Linked DNA regions of Homo sapiens: region 1 is linked to region 2. A link is a contact called in ENCODE Hi-C or POLR2A ChIA-PET data. All regions are on one chromosome and are shown on one strand. The core of a region is the stretch at or near the end of the contact, and the rest is flanking DNA. Distances in the headings are between cores, read along the strand shown.

What was found. A loop is a pair of places that touch in the nucleus more often than their neighbours do. ChIA-PET counts read pairs that join two places held with the same protein, here RNA polymerase II (POLR2A). Pooled maps may share reads with other maps.
Region 1: a pooled map shows a loop between it and region 2 (18-fold over the local background). The contact joins the promoter of PLEKHG1 here to the enhancer-like site in region 2. A Hi-C loop is called at or near these places in 6 of 50 pooled maps. POLR2A ChIA-PET finds 5 or more read pairs at or near these places in 3 of 52 experiments (HEK293, activated CD4-positive, alpha-beta T cell and activated T-cell).

The regions. Positions count from the first base shown.
Region 1 is chr6:150,595,324-150,601,397 of GRCh38, forward strand. PLEKHG1 (pleckstrin homology and RhoGEF domain containing G1) reads left to right here and starts at 4,562. Exons shown (of 17, transcript NM_001029884.3): 1 at 4,562-4,694. RefSeq lists silencers at 4,050-4,109, 4,290-4,584, 4,380-4,859, 5,070-5,239.
Region 2 is chr6:150,167,287-150,173,695 of GRCh38, forward strand. The region is part of intron 1 of PPP1R14C (protein phosphatase 1 regulatory inhibitor subunit 14C); the gene reads left to right. Among named protein-coding and RNA genes, the nearest start is that of PPP1R14C, 27 kb to the left of the region's middle. RefSeq lists a silencer at 1,084-1,133 and an enhancer at 1,784-2,983. Within about 2 kb of position 1,270, at least 2 of the 41 ENCODE cell types and tissues checked have a DNase peak (open chromatin) inside an H3K27ac peak, as active enhancers do.

The sequences.
Region 1 (6,074 bases), core at 3,312-5,811, 430 kb after region 2:
AAGTATACTCTATTATCAACTTGAAAATGAAGTGAATTTTGAAGCAGAAGCATAAACTGGCCAGTGTTGCCTTACATTTTAGTAGAATACAATTAAAGATGTGCTCGGTTACCAAGAGGTCCAGGCTGTCTGCCTAATATTGGATTTTGTTTGTCTCTAAGATGTATTGCCCCCACGTTTAAAAGTTTCAAGTTCTAGAATTTTTATTTTCGCAAATATCAATATTTGTAAAGCAGGTACACACACAGCTTACTTTAATATATTGGTCAAAATTAAGGTAACATAGGCAGTTAGAGTAATAGGTAAAATGATGATGTCGACCATGAGCTATTTACACTTATTTTCACACGTCTGTTACCTGGCTACATTTCCTTTTTCCATCTCTTGGTCCCTTTGCTGTTTCTTGCCCTGGCCAACACTTGGTGTCCTCCTCCTATGCCAGGGCCTCCTTTGCAGGTGCCGGGGGAGCTGTGCTTTTTAAGAAGATCTGATGCGCTTACTATGCTAGTCTGATAATGCGTGTGATAATCCTTCACTATATTATCTTTGATGGATAATGAATTTGCACTTGCCTCCTGCAGATCAGTCCTTAACCTTCTAAGTCACTAGTGATGGAGATTTTAGGTACTCTTGTTCAAGCAAGCAATGTGGATGCTCTGAAGTGTCAGGATTTCCAGAAGTTCTCAAATTCTTCTACCTACTTTTAGGCCCAACTCAACTAGACACTAATAATCATGAACAGTCCTTAGTGTATCTTTGACTCTTTGGGCTTAGTACAGCTTCTTGATTTTTAAATCTTCTAGCTAATTGGAGGATTGAGAGAAACAGCAGCACCAATGTAGATTTTGCTGGCCACTCCCGGCTCCATAGAATTTGAAGACACATGTCATCCTATATGCACTTACTTATGCTCTTGGTCTTTCATTTTCCCTACGTGAGACTTTTTCCTACGTGAGTCCCTTCTCTTACCCTAATCCCTCTAATAAGTTCAGGACATTCTAGAGAGTATTTTTTAAGCCTCACACATCCAAATTTGAAATTGAAATAGCTTCCCCATCCCCTGCCAGAAAAGGGATAAATGCTACCTGTTTTTTGTCCCTCAAGTTCTCCTACAATCCAGTGGACATATTTCTGATCTTGTGTAATAATAAATTTAGTATAGTCACTATTCGCATCATAAAAGTTATCACCATATGTCATAAAGTTAAGGCAGGGTGTGATCGAGCCTTTTAACTCTGTAAGCTTTGCAAACATTAGCTCCCATATGTGCGTGGATTGGTGACCCTGAAATATGATACTGCACAAAACTGTGCAATTGTGCTGCCTTTCAGGACAAACAGCTGAGTTCGTGAGATGAGAAGAACCGGAAGGCAGAGCTGTCTGCATTCTGCTCTGCCTCGCATAGCTGTGTGGCCTTGAGCAAGTCACCAAACTTTCCTGAATAGCTGTGACCTTATGCATAATTCAGGGATTATAGTATCTACTTTACTGAATCTGTACGAGGAAGAAATAAGACACCATAAGAGGCATTTAATAATCTTTTTAAAGTAAAAGTTGTACAGGTTTGTTACATAGGTAAATGTGTGCCATGGTGGTTTGTTTCACCATCAGCCCATCACTTAGGACGTTCAGTCATCTTAAAAAGCAAGAACTTCTCTTCTACAGAAATCTAATTGATAGACCCACTTTTACTTGAGAAGGAAAAGGTATAATTTGAGGGTGGGCTAAGCCTGGGCCTGTTGCCCTCAGCCTCTTCTTGTGAAGAGAATCACTCAGAATCACAGGGTTATGGGGATGGGTGGGGGAACACTCCTTCAGGCTGTGTCTTCTGAATTCCTCTGTCTAGGAGTGGTAGTGACTTTCTGTTGCTGTTAATTTCTGGGCTGCCTCACTGTCTCTTTTTGGATTCTTGATTCTTCCATCACTTGTAGAGCCAATTTCCTGCATTAAAGTCCCTCTTTTATAAATACTTGAACTGGGTTCTGTTCCCTTTGTTTGACATTGACTGATAGAGCAGTATTAGAAAGACCACTCGCCAAAAGAATTTTCCCAATGCTGGATGCACCATTAGAAAGCCATTCCATTGGGTCCTTTTCCTTAAAGTGGAAGAGTAGACTCTTACTAACAGAATGCTACAGCATCTTCACAACTCTTATGTTGTCCGTTCATCCATCCAACAATCCACACACTGAATATCGTATACCTATTGTGTGTTAGGAGCTGAACTAAGTGCTGGACACACAAACCAGACCCACAATGTGTCAGGCCAGGTGATTTCAAGGAGCTCAAATTCTAAAGATCTAAAGGGCAGAGTTCATTTGCCTGGAAATCAGGAATGATCACAGGACTTAGGTGCTTAGTGCTATACTTGGCATACAGTCTCAACAAAAGAAATTTCTTGTTCCTGTTTCCACTTTCTACCTCCCACCTCATTAATAAACTGAGGTGAAGTGAGCGGGCTGGCCAGGAAATATTATAACCATCCCATAAGCACAGTACCAAATTCAGAAGAGCTATCTGCCTAAGGGTGAGTGCTCTTGAGCAGCAGCATCTGCAGCTGATCCAGTCTTTTCATCAGATCATAGTGCTTCATCCACAGCTTCATTCGAAGCACTTGTGCTAAGAAATGCATAACTGAGGCCAGGCATGGTGGCTCACTCCTGTAATCCCAGTGTTTTGGGAGGCAGAGGCTGGAGGATTGCCTGAGGCCAGAAGTTCGAGGCCAGCCTGGGTAACATAGCGTGACCCCGGTCTCTACAAAAAAAAAATGGTAAGTAAGCCCGGCATGGTGGTGCATACCTGTAGTTCCAGCAACCCAGGAGGCTGAGGCCAGAGGATTTCTTGAGCCCAGGAGTTCCAGGCTACAATGAGCTATGATTGGTGCCACCGCACTCCAGCCTGGGTAACAGAGCGAGATCCCGTCTCAATCAATCAATCAATAAAAGAGGAGACAGCAGAGAACAGGAATCCCCAATTCTCCTCCCTTCCTTTCCAAGTTGTCGGAAACCCTTATCTCTCAGCCACAGACACACTCATCAATGAGCTTCTTTGAATCCTAGATGCTTTGAGTGTCAAATAAAGGCTGGCACCTACCTCACAGGGTTGATGGAAACCATTAATGTGGTACTATTTCACAAACATACTGCACACTTCTAACACAAATCACAACATAGAGAGATGGGGTAACAGGCATGATTTTGTGTGAGCTCCAGAAGCTGGGCAGGGTCTTAATTAAGCTCAGTTTCCTGTCTGTGAAAGGCGACTAGCACCTGTCCTGTCAACCTCACAAGGTTATCGCAAGGCCAACTGAAACAATGCTTTGAAGATGGCAAATGTCTGTTTTAGTCCCATTGCAAATCTACCGTGGTAAATGTATTCCAAGCATAACCCAGTCCCATAGTTTTAGGTAATACAAGTCAGTTGTGGAGACTCAAATTATAAAACAGAACATAAACTCCACGTGGTAGAGAACTGTGATGCTGTGTAGCCTTACTGCACAAACCTTGTTTTGTTCCCAGTCTTTATGATAATTTCCATAATCATGTATATGCATAAAAGCAGATAAAAGGCAAAAATCAACAAGAATAGCTAACATTTATTCAGGCTGTAGAGCATGTGCCAGACAGTCTCCTAAGCCCTTCACGCACATTCTCTTATTTAAATCACATACAGCAACTCTATGAGGTAGGCACTATCATCATCATCATCATCATCATCTCCATTTTACAGATGAGGAAACAGACAGAACACAGAGAGGTTAAAGCGTTCTCTCAAGGCCACACAGCTAGCAAGTGGTAAGGCTGAAGGTCTGTTAACAACTAAGAGTGCAATCAAATCCACCACCAAACCTAAGGGGGTCCACAGGCGACCCTGATACGTCCGACTTTGGCGGGAGATTAGTGTTAAGAAATGACTTCACATGCCTTTAACTGTCGCTGCAGGCACCTTTGATTGGAGTCATAACTTTACTGCAGAGCCGGTGCCTTTAAACATCTCTCTGGCTGTCACCGGTTATTCTTTACCTCCGTTTCCACTTTTACTTTCTCTAGGCAAAGGTCGTTTGGTGCTTTAACCGAGGTGATTAGGGTAATGACGCCTGAAGAACACCGGGCTTCCCCCTCTTTTCACTTGATTACCGGCAAAGCTTCTATGTAAAACTAGAATGTTCACTAAAACCATGATTTTGGGTATTATTTTAAAGGACTCACATAGGAAATTATTACGTCCAAAGGAAAGCTAAACCTGAAGAGCTAGGAAAATGAAAAAAAGTGATGTGTCTGCGAAAACAGTAGCAGAATTAAAAAAAAAAAAAACTTTATTCCCCCCGAAGCTGTAATTTGACTGTTCTCTTTGGCAAGGCTCCAGAGACAAGGCCAAGTGCCTAATTTCTCTTTCTCTTCGCCCCCCTCCTCTCCACCTTTTTCACCCTCAGGGCAGAGGGGAGGCGGGACGAGCGATCCACTGCTCCGGCCGCCGAAGCTGGCGTCTGGGCGCGGGGAGGGGCGGGCCGGGGCGCGGCCGAGCAGTGGGGCCGAGCCCGAGGAAGAGGAAGTCGGAGCCCGAGCCTGAGCCCGAGCCCGAGCCCGACGGCGGCTGCAGGGCGCTCCGGCAGCCCGAGCCGGCGCAGCGCAGCCCGCACCCTCCCCGCCCGACCTGCGAGCGCCGCCCGGGCATGCGAAGCCGTCCCTCCCCGGGTAAGCGCCGGTCGGGCCCGGACGCCCTGGGGACTTTTCCAGGGATGGGAGGGGGGACCCGGGGACCTCCGGCGGGAGCCCCACATCCGCAGGTGGGGCCGGGCGGAGCGTGGTACCCGGGCCCCGCCGGCCCCCTGCGCGCCCCTCCGCAGTGGGGACGGAGGGCCTTGGGGGGCGCCGAGCGGTGGGGACAGAGGGCGCCGGGGGCACCGCGCGGTGGGGACGGAGGGCGCTGGGGGGCGCCGCGTCTCGGGGGTCGGAGTCGGGTCGGGGATGCTGCCCGCCGCCGCCCCGCTTGGGGTTCCGCGCCCCCAAGTTCCCGGTGCTCCCGCCCCTCGCCCCAGCGGCTGCAACATCAGCGCGCAGAGGAGTTTCTGCGAGCACCCGGGAGTTGTAGCCACCGCTTCCCCACCCCCGACTCAGCAGGACAGCCCCAGAACGGGACCCCACAGCCAGTCAGCTGGGTCAGCTCCCCAGCAGCGAAGCCGGGAGCCCGAGGACCCGGGGACGCGCGGTGGGGGCGGCGGCCGAGCTGCTGCGGCGCTCAGGGCTTGGGGGCGCCCCCGTTCTGCAGATGCGCTTTTCAGGGGGTGGGGAGTCAAGAGCCTGTGGCTCTTCCGTCACGGGGTAAACGGTAACACCTGGGCGGCCGCGACTCTGCGAGCGTTCTGGCCTCGGCGGGCGGCGGGGAACCGCAGTGATGCCCGAGCTCGCCCCTTTTGTGTCCTCGCGGTGAGCCCCGTTCCGAAGCCGGAAGCTTGGGAACGCTCTAACTGGGAGAACGGCGCTCGGCTGGTCAATTCATTCCGCTCCTCGGAAACAATGAGCTGGATCCTTGACTTGAATGTGCTGGCGGAGCGGGGTTTGTAAGCCGGCGTTTCATCCAGCTCTGGTCCTCAAGGCGCCCTTTGTACCACCCGCAGGTGGCCGAGGCTACTGCACGTATTTTCGAAATCACCGAGTGTGGGTGTTTGGGGCAGGTATCACCCCGCGAGGACCATCTCAGACTGAGAGTTGGTTTAGGAGTTTTGAACAGATTGGATACAGAACTATATTGTGTTTTGTATTTAGACCGGGGGAAAGACTAGAATGTTAACTCTAGGGTCCAGTTTGTCATCTAACAGAATTCCGGGCTTGGGTAGGTCCTGTAATGCGGTACAATAACAACCAGGTGTTAAAACCGGCATCTTCTGGATTCTCAGATTCTGTAGACAGCATACTTCTAAAAAATGTAGAGATTTTGGATTTTGATTAAATTGCTGTTAAAAACATTTCCAAGCCCATCATTTCAGGAGATCAGAAAATTTTCGAACTTTAATTTTGCCCTGTGGGACCCTGGGCAAGATACTTGCCTCTGGTCGTCTTGGCTGCCTCCCTTAT
Region 2 (6,409 bases), core at 20-2,519:
GAACCCAGGAGGCAGAGGTTGAGGTGAGCCGAGATCGCACCACTGCACTCCAGCCTGGGTGACAGAGCAAGACTCCGTCTCGGGGGGGAAAAAAACAAAAAGCAGAAAGAGTAGCTTTGAGACCCTAAAGAGATACGATATTTTGGGGTATGCTGGGGTATGTTCTTGATTTATTACAGAGGTCCTTGGGCTTCCATGTAGAGCTTCTGTGCTCTTACTTTAGCCACATTTCTAACAAGTTTGGTTTTCTGCTTTTTTAGTTCACTAGATTTAGAAGCAACAAACTAGGCTGCTAGGTATACGTTCTGGGAGAACATCTAGAAGTGACAGCTGACAGCCTGACAGTAAGGGAGGAGACAGAGCATCTATAAAAAGCTCGGAAGACCAGAGCTGTCTTATATACTGTATAAGGCAGAGAGCTCTGAGCCTGTTGCAGCCTGGAGCGTGTCCCGAGAGGCAGTGTGGCAGGACGCCTGGCCACAGGAGTGACCTGAGCCATTCAGACCCCAAAGGCAGGCACACGAGGAATCCCTTAGAGAGATTTGAAGAAAAAGAGTTGAATACTAGTTATCTGAAATAATTTACATATATAGAACCCTTGTTTTCCTTGGGATACTAAACACATAAAAGAACTCCCCCTTTCTCTCCATGTCTCCGTTCTCCCCTTCTCTCCTCCCCTCTTTCTCTCCTTCTCTCCTCCCCTCTTCCTCTCCCCCTTGCTTTCCTCCCACCCTTTCTGCGGCCCCTCCCCTCCCGACTCTCCTCTCCCCCACTCCCCTCCCACCTTGCTCTCTCCCTTTCCGTTTTCACTTCCCCTTTTACTTCCCTCCCCCACTCCTTCTCCCTAACACAATACAGCGTCCCTTTTTTTTTTTTTTTTTTTTGTCTTTGAGGTTCACATATATGCAGTGAGTTGCTGGTGAAAGTTTAACAACTGGCTCTCATGGGAGAAAAAAATCCCTTGATTCGGCCGGGCGCGGTGGCTCACGCCTGTAATCCCAGCACTTTGGGAGGCCGAGGCGGGCAGATCACGAGCTCAGGAGATCGAGACCATCCTGGCTAACATGGTGAAACCCCGTCTCTACTAAAAATACAGATTACCTGGGCGTAGTGGCGGGCGCCTGTAGTCCCAGCTACTTGGGAGGCTGAGGCAGGAGAATGGCGTGAACCCGGGAGGCGGAGCTTGCAGTGAGCCGAGATAGCGCCACTACACTCCAGCCTGGGCGAAAGAGCGAGACTCCCGTCTCAACAAAACAAAACAAAACAAAACAAAACAAAAAAACCCTTGATTCACAGCAGCCCAGTTTCCTTAGTGTAAGTCCTCGCCATGGTTGATTTCAGGTGACCATTGTGAAGTCCCTGGGGAGGAGCAGGGACAAGTACTTCCTCCATACAGATGCAGGAGATGGAAGTAACCTTAAGAGCGTAAGAATAGGCAGATAACACCAAATAATCAGAAAGTCATGTTTTGAGTATTTACAACTTTATTATATAATTACTCTTCTTATACAATTATATAATTTAATTTAAAAATTTAGTAACATTTAACTCAATGTATCAAAAATATTATCATTTTAACATATCGATAGAAAATTATTATTATTATTTGAGACAGATTCTCACTCTGTAGCCCAAGCTGGAGTGCAGTGGTGCGATCTTGGCTCACTGCAACATCTGCCTCCCAGGCTCAAGTCATTGTCCTGCCTCAGCCTCCCAAGTAGCTGGGACTATCGGCACGCGCCACCACACCCAGCTAATTTTTTGTACTTTAGTAGAAATGGGGTTTCACCATGTTGCCCAGGGTGGTCTCGAACTCCTGAGCTCAGGCGATCCACCCATCGTGGCCTCCCAAAGTGCTGGGATTACAGGCGTGAGCCACCGTGCCCAGCCTCAATATAAAATTATCAATAAGATATTTTACACTCCTTAAAAATATCTAACCTTCCATTATAGTTAGAGGTGATCCTATGACAAATTTTGACCAGTGAAATGAATTCACTGCATGGAGTTTTTGAATAATAATTTAATGGTAACTGATTCTGTTGTCATGGGAAACTTGTCTTTTTCCTTACTTCCTGAAATGTAAGTAGAAGAGGAAAAAAAATTAAAAATAGAAACAATAAAATAAGAACTTACATATGACGTCTTTGAACTGTTGAACAAATGCCAATATCCAACTATGTTGGACTTCTCTGTATATGGCAGAAAAAAAATCATATTTAGTCTCCAAACTGCTGTTAAAAGGTTGTCGTTGTTGTTAGATGCTGCTAAACCCAATGGTTGAGTAAAAGAGAAGGTGTCAAAAGCAGAGACCTGCATAAGGTGAAGGCACAGGACAAGTGAATTGTGAATGAAGAAAATTCTAGGCTGATGAAATCGAACATGAAAAGGCCGAAGCGGGAAGAAGCTGAAAGTAGAATGAACCAAGGTTTACTAATTACCAATACCATGCAACAAACTCCCCCACATCTTAGTGGCTTAAGAAATGACTATCATTTATTTTGCTTGCAAATCTGATTTGTGCATCATTTGTTGGGGGTGACTCATCTCTGCCTCATGGGGAATTAATTGATGTGGCAAACTTAGGGCCTGAGTATGTATTTTCAACATGACTTACTCTGCAAACTGTTGGGGCCATGGGCCATTGTGTCAGCTCTTCAGCATACAGGCTTTTCCATGTGCTATTTCGGTTTCCTTGCTGTATGGGGACTGGGCTCTGGAGTAAACATCTCAATACGATCAGGAAGAAGTTGTATTGCTTTTAATGACTTTGCCTTGGAGGTCACATAGTATTGCTTCTGTTCTAATCACAGTTCTAACAAGGCTTCAAGGAAAAGGAACATAGATTTTACCTTCTGATGGGAGGAAAGTCAAGTGAGATCACCTTGTGAGGAAGGGAAGTGGAATGGGAAATATTGTTGAAGCCAGTTTTGGAAAATACAATCTGCCACACAAGAAAGAATAAGAAAATATGGGTGATGAGAACTGAATTCAACACATACTCATTACACTTTTGTCATGTGCTAGTTACTTTTTTTTTTTTTTTCTTTTTTTGAGATGGAGTCTCACTCTGTCTCCCAGGCTGGAGTGCAGTGGCGCGATCTTGGCTCACTGCAAGCTCTGCCTCCCAGGTTCACGCCATTCTTCTGCCTCAGGCTCCTGAGTAGCTGGACTACAGGCGACTGCCACCATGCCTGGCTAATTTTTTTGTATTTTTAGTAGAGATGGGGTTTCAATGTGTTAGCCAGGATGGTCTTGATCTCCTGACCTCGTGATCCGCCCGCCTCGGCCTCCCAAAGTGCTGGAATTACAGGCGTGAGCCACTGCGCCCGGCTGCTAGTTACCTTTTAAGCACCCGTGATATCGAAGTAGACCAAAGAGACAAAAATCACTTCCCTTCCTTGTGGGTTTTACATTCTAGGGAAATGAGAGAGAAGAGTGATACGTGATGAGGTTAGAAGAAACAGAGCCTTGTAGGTTACAGTACGACTCTTTTTTTTTTTTTTTTAATGGTAAGGAATTTGAATTTTGTTCCTGAGTATGATAGCTTTTATGCAGGGAAGTGATATGGTCTTATTATTTTTTATGACTATAAAATTAACTTTTATTTAACATTTTTTTACAAAATACATTTAAAAAATTTTAAATCTGTTTTTTAGAGCAGTTTTAGATTCACAGTAAAATTGAGAGGAAGGTACCTTTCCTATGTACTCTCTGCCCAGTCCCCCAACACAGCCTCCCCACCAACTCCCCCGGCGTGACCCTCCATTGGAGCGGTACATTGGTCACAATCGATGAACCTACGTTGACACACCATTATCACCCAAAGTGCATAGTTTACATGAGGGTCCACTCAAGGTGCTGTACATTCCATGGGTTTGGACAAATGTTTAATGACATGTACCCACCATGGTAGTTTACAGAGGAGTTCCACTGACCTGAACATTCTCTCGTTATTGTGTTTGACAGCTGGCTTATAAAATTCCTGAAAATTTAACAGTGGTCTCTAGTGAGCTGGTACAAGCCAGCTCCATTCAGCACACCATTGTACATACCTAATATCTTATAGTTGAGGGATTCTCTGTAATTTTGTTTGAGCATAACAACAATCTAACTCTTTTATAAGGAGAATCCCAGAAGCTCACATTTAAAAGAGACCCGAGAGATCTTCTGTCCTGACCTTTCTGCCTGACACACTGATTCCATCTATAGCATGGTAAAAGGATCTTTCAGGGCCACTGCTGCTCAGATTTCTCACGTCTCCACACAGAATCTGTGATTGACGCACACATTTGAAAGTTAAGTGATTTTCTTCAGGCTGCAAACTGGGACTGGAATTTCGTCTCTTTCTCTTGTTCTTCTCTAATTTTATTCTCATGCAAACAGCCTGATTTCTGATTTCATAATTTAGCACAAGACATATTTTATTTAAGTAGGGATGAATTTAAAGATCACAGAACCATGTCATTAAGTGAAATCAACAAATGTTTATCAGCATTCAGAATTTCTCCATTTCTTTTTTTCTTTTTTCTTTTTTTTGAGACGGAGTCTTGCTCTCACCCAGGCTGGAGTGCAGTGGTGCGGTCTTGGCTCACCGCAACCTCTGCCTCCCGGGTTCAAATGGTTCTCCTGCCTCAGCCTCCTGAGTAGCTGGGATTACAGGTTCCCGCCACCATGCCCTGCTCTTTTTTTTTGTATTTTTAGTAGAGACGGGGTTTGCCACATTGGCCAGGCTGTTCTCAAACTCCTGACCTCAAGTGATCCGCCCGCCTTGGCCTCCCAAAGTGCTGGGATTACAGGTGTGAGCCACTGCACCCGGCCCAGAGTCTCTCCCTTTCTTTGCTGAAGAATTTATGTTATGTATTCATCACCTATCTATAAAGTGGTTATAGCTGGGAACCCTTTGCAGATGGGTAATTCATCATTAGACGGGTTATAGATAATCTCTCTATTCATTATATGGCATTGACATTCAGAACTAATGGTTAAAGTCACTCTAGATGGGAAATATTAGATTCCTTCCCTAGGCCAGGGAGACTAGACAGCTTTTTAGAAGATCTCTGTAACCCCCAGCATTGGTGCTTTTATGACAAGGTGAAGCTCTTTTGTAAAGCTGTGTTTTTGTGTGTGTGTGTTAATGCACCAGACCATTCCTGGCCTACTGTGCAAGGCCCTGTGGTGCAGGTGGGGAGGCGGGTAGAGATAGAGAGCGAGGTACAGCTGAGTGCAGATCCCCAGCTCTGAGCATCACTGGGTGTGTGACTTACTCAATTCATCATTTAGCTATTGAGAGCTGATGTTAGGCATATTCTTTCTTTTCTTATGAAGCCTTGGTTTATTGTGGGCCTCAGAATAGAAGCTTCTTGGCCTGAAAATGAAGTTCTTTGGAAGTGCCATCTGACACTTCTCCTGGTGGGCAGAGTTGCTGAAACTGGAAGCAGGGGGTTTGAGGGGTGCTGTAACTGATGTGGGGAGACCGACTGGGGACAAAGAATGAGGATAGTAACAGGAGATGACTCCTCCTCCCCAGGAGGCCAGATGCATCCAGAGGCCTCACATGGCTGGATGTAGGTTACAAGGTCGCTCTCACAGTCAAGGTGTGAGCAAGGCCTTGGTCTTCCCATCAGCCATGCTGCCTTATAAGCCACTCAGTCAACTCCCCATCCACCTCCAAACTGCTGCTTGCCTGGCCTCCCTCTTCATTGATGATGTGATGAGCCACCCAAATAGACCTGGAGTTTTTTTTGTGTTTTGAAATAATTTTAATTTACAGATTTGCAAAGAAAGCACAGAGTTTTCCCCATGTACCCTTCACCCAGCTTCCTCCAATGTTGACATTTTCCTGTGCATTTCTCGACACTAAGAAATCAGCAATGGTACAAGGTAGCTAATGACAATCTTTATTGAGATCTCCCCATTTTTTCCACGAATGCCCTGTCTCTTCTAGCATGTCTTCTAGGAAACCACATTGCATGAGTGGAGTTGGTTTTCAGCTCCTCTCATTTTCTCCCACACTTGGCACCACCTAATCTGGTCTCTTATCCTTACCCTTTTTTTTTTCCATCCCTATGGTGAGTGCCCGGGCCCAGCCTTTTCCACTCATGTGGAGCCTTTGGCACCCTCTCCTGGACTCCCTTCCCCAGATTCTCCCACCTTGCTGTATACATGCTGCTCGGAGAGGCCACTGTAAAAATGACTCTTCTCAGGGGGCTCAGATCTCTCCCTGAATGAAGTCTGAGCTCACTACAGCCCTCCTTTGTAACTTTCCAACTTGGTCTTGCACTACTTTCCAATTTCAGCCTTCTTCTGCAGACAGGTGGGTCTCTTGGCAGACAGATGAGTCTCTTTAACTCTGTTTAATACCTGAGGATGCCTGGTTCTCACTGTGTTTTCCTAACGTGCTTTATCT